Regions from separate parts of the Homo sapiens genome. Here regions 1 and 2 are each linked to region 3. The links are chromatin loops, found by intact Hi-C in ENCODE. Cell type or tissue: heart left ventricle. All regions are shown on one strand.

Evidence for each region. A loop is a pair of places that touch in the nucleus more often than their neighbours do. Peaks named below come from ENCODE experiments on the same cell type or tissue, not always from the same donor. Only the 100,000 strongest peaks of a DNase experiment are listed, where the experiment ranks them.
Region 1: it touches region 3 in a loop (4-fold over the local background); 16 of 110 quality-filtered maps call a loop at or near these places.
Region 2: a loop joins it to region 3, with 4 times the contacts of the local background. A loop is called at or near these places in 16 of 110 quality-filtered maps.

What each region holds. Positions count from the first base shown.
Region 1 is chr6:124,869,498-124,871,997 of GRCh38, reverse strand. No RefSeq gene overlaps it. Among named protein-coding and RNA genes, the nearest start is that of RNF217, 92 kb to the left of the region's middle. In heart left ventricle, a CTCF peak has its summit at 1,190 (motif pointing left); no DNase peak of the experiment used is centred here.
Region 2 is chr6:124,883,640-124,886,139 of GRCh38, reverse strand. No RefSeq gene overlaps it. Among named protein-coding and RNA genes, the nearest start is that of RNF217, 78 kb to the left of the region's middle. In heart left ventricle, no CTCF peak of the experiment used is centred here; no DNase peak of the experiment used is centred here.
Region 3 is chr6:125,293,990-125,296,489 of GRCh38, reverse strand. The region is part of intron 3 of HDDC2 (HD domain containing 2); the gene reads left to right. Among named protein-coding and RNA genes, the nearest start is that of HDDC2, 6.7 kb to the left of the region's middle. In heart left ventricle, no CTCF peak of the experiment used is centred here; no DNase peak of the experiment used is centred here; H3K27ac peaks cover 1,490 bases.

The sequences.
Region 1 (2,500 bases), 420 kb after region 3:
GTAGAGATGGGGTGTCACCATGTTGGCCAGGCTGGTCTCGAACTCCTGACCTCATGATCTGCCCGCCTTGGCCTCCCAAAGTGCTGGGATTACAGGCGTGAGCCACCGCACCCAGCCTGGTTTGTATTAAAGCGCAAACTTTAATGATAGAGGCTTTATAAAATTAGAAAAGAAGACAGTCATTTATATTGAGCAGCTGTGTTACAGGCACTGTGTAAGAAACTTGTACACATATATTATCTCATTTAATCTGCCCAACAGCCTTGTATAATAGTAATTATTCTTCTCATTAAAAAGTTAAGCAAAATTCTATGTTTCAAGTGTCACAGAGATAGTGACAGAGCCATTTTCAAATCCCCAGTCCCTCATTTTTACATCCTTATAGAAAATGTGATTAAGCCATAATATTGATTGAATGGAGATGAATTTTTTCTCTTCTTGGTGCTTCAGATAATGTAATTGACTGAAGTAGTACATGCTCTAACCCTTTACTCCTTCTCTTTTGTATGTAACTATGCTGGAATTAAGTTGTGAAATAATTATGGTTTTCATAGTTTCTGGTAATGTCTGAAAAATTACTAATATATAGATTGTGAGGTCTGAACTGATAAAATTAGAGAGAGAGAGAGAGAGAAGGAGAAAGATAAATATAGATATAGCTATTAAAAACAATAAGAATCAGTCAGATTTGACCGTAAATGGATAAAAGACTAATTCTGCCAAGAATCATAGAGATTCGACATTTGTATAGCCTTAGGAATGTGTCTGTAAATTTTAGCAACACAGAGAATTAGACTAGAAGAAAGTTGTAACAAAGGGAAAAATGACCCCATTCTTTACAAATTCTCAAACATTTTTATACACAAAAAGGCTATATTATCATACATAGGAAAAACTTACAAATACTTGTATGTATTTAAATATATCAGTGGACTTTTAAAAATAAACATGCCTCGAAAGCAAGCATTTCATGTTAATGGCATTAAAGGAGTTTATATTGAGTTTGGGACAAAAGATAAATTATTCCATATTTAAATCCTTGGATGATGGATCAGAATTTTTTGCTGTCTTCTTGAATTTATATAGTTTAGATATTTTTGGTTTAGAGTTTGTTTATACAGGTTCAAAAATTTGATCAAGTTTTAGCTTTAAGAAAGCTGGAGTTTGAATTCCAGGCTTAGAGCTCCCTCTTCTGCTTACTGGTAGATATGGGAAATCCTGGGTTTTTATCAATGAATTCCAAGATTATGTCAGAATTCCTACATCCATATTTTTACAATTAACTTTCTGAAACGTAGCTGGAATTTATTACTTTTGATAGTTAGTGATTAACCAGTTTACCTGAAAAACAATGTGTGATAACCAGGGGCAATTTGCATGTACCAGAAACCTCTAAAAAAATTCTTATATTTAGAAGACAAAATTTTAGGGGTCAAATGGAAACATCATAAGGATAGAAGAAAGAAGGAAGGTAATGTTATTAGGTAGTTATATGTTAAGCAAAGTACTATGTATTCCCCAGCCATTATCTCAAAGAGTTTAATGATTGCTGGTTTGACAAATGACAAAATTGAGGTACAAAGAGTTTAAGTGACTTTCCCAAGCTCATGTAGCTGGTAAATTCAGACATCAAGGTCCTGTCCTCTGTCCACTAATACACGAAGAACAGCAGTCAAGTGCAAAAAGAGTGTTGTAGAAAAGAGAAGAGTTTGTGACTTATTTATTTATTCAGTCACTCATTCAACAAACGTGATTAAATTTGTGGATTGTAGAGTATACATTGTTAAAATAGATTCTAATTTATAATATTTTAATGGGCAAATAGACTGAGTTATAAATACTGTTACATGTTACATAATCTCTTCATCGTTACAAGTACTAAAATTGTGTTCTTATTTGTGTTTTTCATGGTCAAAAGAGAGGGAAAGAAACAGAAAGACTAATTTTTATTTAGTGTCGACTATATGCTAAGTGTTTATGTATTTTGTTTATATTAGTTGTCACAGCAACTTCATGGTATTAGGCATTTACTTTTTTCTTTCTTCCTTTTTAAAAATTAATAGATGTTATTTCTTGGAGTGATTTTGGGTTCACAGCAAAATTGAGCAGAAGGTATATATATATACTCCCTCCCCCTACATATGTACAACCTTCCCCACTATCAACATCCTCCACCAAAATGGTACATTTGTTACAATTGATGAGCCTACATTGACACATAATCACTGGAAGTCCATAGTTTACGTTAGTGTTCACTCTTGGTATTGTACATTCTACGGGGTTGGCCAAATTTATAATGACATGTAATTACTATTATAGGATCATACAGAGTAGTTTCACTGTCCTAAAAAATGCATGTGCTCTGCCTACTCATTGTTTCCTGGCTTTTAATCCCTGGCAACTACTGATGTTTTTACTGTCTCCATAGTTTCATCTTTCCCCAGAATGTCATATATTTGGATTCATACAGCATGTAGCTCTTACAGATTGGTTTCTTTCA
Region 2 (2,500 bases), 410 kb after region 3:
TCTCGATCTCCTGACCTCGTGATCCACCCGCCTCGGCCTCCCAAAGTGCTGGGATTACAGGCATGAGCCACCGCGCCTGGCCGAGGTTGAGAATCTTAGTCAATTAGGGTTGCTGTAATAAAATATCGTAGATTGGGTGGTTTATAAACAACAGAAATTTACTCCTCCCAGTTCTAGAGACCAGAAGTCTGAAATCAGTGTGCCCACATAGTCAGGGTCTGCTGAGGGCCCTGTTCCAGGCTGCAGACTGACTTCTCCTTGGTTCCTCAGGCAGAAAGAGAGCAAGAGAGTACTCTGGAGTCCCTTTTAGAAAGGCACAAATCCCATTGTTTTAGGGCTGTACCTTCATGATCTAAATTATCTCCCACCCCACCTCTTAATATCGTTGCACTAGGGGTTAGGATATCAACATGTGAAGTTTGGGGAGACACAAACATTCAGTTCATAGCACTGAGCCACTTTCCACCGGGCTTGCAGAGAACTTCCTAGAAACTCCTACCATAATGGGTATTACTCCATTCATTGTTTATGCATTTTCTCTGCTTCTAGTTTTTAAGCTCATTGAGGTAAAGGATCCTGCCTCAATAATCTCTGTGGGTGGGTGACAGCCTCCAGATATTTTAATACCAAGCATCATTTAATCTATAAACCTACTGCCTGCTGAAGAAAGAAATGACTATATGATTGGTGTGAGGTGAATTGGAAAAGGGCTGAGGTATGAGGACAGGCCTAAGGATGAGTAAGCAAACTAGCAAAGTTTGTTTATGTCTCCAAAGAATTTGCTCTAGTTTTTCCATTTTTCAAATAGTTGATGTACAGTTGACTTCAACAGTTCAACGAGAGTGAGCTAGTTTTTGGTGTCTCATTCTCTGATAAGGCATACACCTTATGTTTTGGATCACCTGTGGTGGTGGAATCATTCAGTTACTTCAGTGGAAGAATATGTGTGGAAGAACAATAAAGCCGCTGGATATCATTTACTTTAAAGTAGTAGCAAGCATTATAGCAAGCCAAGGGGATTAGATTAATTGGGAAAAATATACATAATTTATAATCTTAGAAATGAATGCCAAATGCTTTTAATCTGATTAGACTCTTTTCTTCTAGTGCAGTTTAGATATGCTCTAAATTTGTGATTCCTAAAGGGGAGTTTAATAAAACACAGGTTCTGTAGAATATTAGTAAGAATTATGTTTAAAAAGAATTTCATTGTCAACTTTGGGAAAAATGTGGTTAAAAAGAATTAAGGTGGCTTTTCTAGTATTGTTTTTCCTACCCGAATGTACGTTATAAATCTCCAAGAGATGTATGTACATGGTATAAAGCAGTTTAAATTTTCTTGACAAGAGCCTCTTCTCTCTCTATTGTAATGTATCTAGGGGTGCTATTGTTTAACAAAACACTGAGAAATGCTGTTCTAAATTAGGAGCTTTGTAAGAACTTAGTTGCCTACAAGTACACTACATATTATACCAGTTGTAACATTTTCTGTCAAGCAAATGTGTATAAGGACTAAGTATGCAGCCTCTAGCTTCTCATTTTTGCTAGCCAGGCTATGAATGAATATTCTTCAAAGATGTTTTTTAAAAATCTCTCTGCTATCTTTTTTTTTTTTTAAAAAAAAAAACACTGTGGAATATCAGCTAGCCTGAATCTTTGTTTATTTTTCTTTTTTTATTTTAAATCAGGGGACGACAGAAGAGTAAGTGCCTCTATAATTTATATCCAGGTGAGTGCCAATATAAGAGACAGCTTCCCAGGATGTGATGGGAAAAGAGAGAGAGACAGAGAGAGAAAGAGAGAGAGACCATTTGCCTAAGGGAGCCGTGAACAGCTGTAAGGATTTTTTTTTTTTTTTTTTTTTTTTTTTTTTTGAGATGGAGTCTCACTCTGTCACCAGGCTGGAGTGCAGTGATACAATCTCGGCTCACTGCAACCCCTGCCTCCTGGGTTCAAGCGATTCCCCTGCCTCAGTCCCTTGAGTAGCTGGGACTATAGGCACACGCCACCATGCCCAGCTAATTTTTGTATTTTTAGTAGAGACAGGGTTTCATCGTGTTGGCCAGGATGATCTTGATCTCTTGACCTCGTGATCCGCCCGCCGCAGCGTCCCAAAGTGCTGGGATTACAGGTGTGAGCCACCACACACCACACCTGGCTAGATTTTTTTTTTTTTTTTTTTTTTAAGATTCAAGAGGTACTTGTGCAGGTTTTTTACATGGGTAAAGTGCATGCTGCTGAGTTTGGGGCTTCTATTGAGCCCCAAATAGTGAACATAGTACCCAGTAGGTAGTTTTTCCACTTTTGTCCCTCTCCCTCCTTCCGCCCTTTTGGAGTCCCCAGTGTCTATTGTTTCCATCTTTATGTCCAAGACAAGGATGTCCACTTTCACCACTCCTATTTAACATAGTACTGGAAATCCCAGCCAGAGCAACCAAGCAAGAGAAACAAATAAAAGGCATCCGAATAGGAAAAGAGAATGTCAAATTACCTCTGTTTG
Region 3 (2,500 bases):
TGTCTGAACCATGCATTAAGATAATTAAATGAGGGTTTCTTGGCTCTGAGTGGAATTTGCCTAATGAGAACCAGGAAACCTCATTTGCCCTTGCTGGCTACATCAGTGAGCCTCTAAACTAAAGTAGGAGGGAGAAAAAATACAGTGGTCCCTCAGTATCTATGGGGTATTGGTTCCAGGACCCCCATAGATAACCAAATCTGCAGATGCTGAAGATAAAATGGTGTCGTATTTGTATATCACCTGCACATACCCTTCCATATACTTTGTCATCTCTGTATTACTTATGATACCTAATATAATGCAAATGCTATGTAAATAGTTGATAACACTGTATTGTTTTTTATTTGTATCTTTTTTTTTAATTTTTTTTTTTATCTATGGTTGGTTGAATCCGTTAATGCAAAACCCACAGATATGGAGGACCAACTATACTTGATAAACCTGGAAGGCTGATTGTTTTGGAGAAAAGTAGGTATTAAGATGAAAGGGAGAATGAGGGCATAGAAGAAACAAATTTAGAAAGGAGCCAAAAGCAATACTTGTAGTCTGGCCTCATTCCTAAACATATTAACATACACTTGATATTATGCAGGTTGATAATGCAGGTTGATAAATGATGTCTGATAAGGATCACTGTGATCTAGTGAGGTGGAACTTGAAGCTGGAATATAATGGTGGCAGGTCATATTCCTTTGCAAAGGGGAAACCTTATTGAAACAGAGGGCAGAGTCGTGGTATGCCTGTGTCTGGGAGGGTTAAAGTTGCTAAAGAACTTGGAGATTACAAAGAGAATGGAACTTTATCATAGAGTAAGTATGACAAGAAGGAGAAAATGAAAAACACAGCAAACATTTATAGAGTGCTTATTATGTGGCAGATTTATAAAGTGCTTATTATGTGCCAATAATAAGCACTTTATATGTGTATTAACTGTTTAATCCCTATGATCCCTTTAGGTAGGTACCAATATTTAACCCCACTGTGTAGATGAGAAACCTGAAGGACAAAGAGGTCAAATGACTTGCTCAGGGTTCCACAGCTAGTATTAATAAATGGCGAGCCGGGTTTGAAACCCAGTCTGGATCTGGTCTTCAGTTGACTACTACACTCTTCAGCCTCATCAGTGTCTGAATGATGAATAATACCTTCCAGTTACTTGTCACAAAACTGACACAAAATATTTGCTGAAAGCTTCATTCAGCTCGGCACTTTAGGCAGATTTTTGACATATTTTGCTAACAGAGGAAGAGGCTAGGGAAGCTGTCACTCTAAATCTATGACTGAACAACAAGGTGAAACTCAGTATAGAAGTGGAAGTGTCAGGGCTCATCGCTTGCCAGGAAGGGAAAGGCTGGCATACTCAGCTGTGTACCCTGGACCTCAGCCATGTTGATTTCAGAGGGTTCAATTAAAAAGGCATGATTCTGGCATGTGCTGCCAAACAAAGAATATTAACTCTCTACAAGGTTTCAAAAATGCTATTCTGATTGTGTGATTAACAAATATCAATCAGCCTAGATTCAGAAAATCATAGTTCAGTTTCAGGAAGAGAGCAACAACGTATTTGCTGTTTTGTTTTTTAAAGAATATGGTGATTTTGAACAAAAAGAAGCCTATTAATAACTTAGTAATTGGATGTGATCACCAAAAAGCCAATTCAGTCTTACACTGCACTTAAAGGAATATAGTATCTAGCATGAGGAAGGTGATGATTCCATTTTCTTCCACCTTGGTCAGATCATACATATATCACTGTATTCAGTTCTAGGTGTGTCATTTTAAAGAGAATAAAATAGTCTCCTGTCAGAGCAGGACTTTCATGTTTGCATTCTACAGTTGAGATGTTCATATACCTGTATGTACATATGATTTAGTTCATTCTTTTCAACTGGAAGTAATTGGCAAACTTGTGTTTCTGCAATAGTGTAGAGAAAAGGAATCTATAAAGACACAGTTAATTTGTGAAAATATAAAGTATTTTCTCAAGTATTCTTGCTGAAATTTATGAAAAAGAAACAAGGGAGAATGCATGTACAACATAAGCTAAATTCCTTCCTACTAAGGGTAGTGTGATGCTACCACTCTGTAACTGAACAAGCCATTCAAGATGGTGATGTTATTTATAAGAGTGGATTGTTGACATTGGCAAATGTGGTTTGCTCTGGAAGTGGTTGTATTCTGTAACATTTTTTTTCTCCCAGTAATAAATAAATATACACACAAATGTCCAATTTTATTTTCACTGCTTTCCTGCAACTCACTATTTTATTTTATGTAAGACCTTTATATTGCCAAAAATGGTTTTTATAGCCATATTCCGTTCAAAGAGCCTAACCTCTGTGGTTAGAAGAACTGAGGCTGATTAAAAGGTATGGGATGAAGGTGGTGAAGGAATTTGAAGCTTTTTGAGAGTACTGGAGTAATTCAGAAATAAAGGAAGGATACTGGAGTAACTCATAAATAAAGGAGAAGACTGGAGGATAAGGGTAGCTCCTGG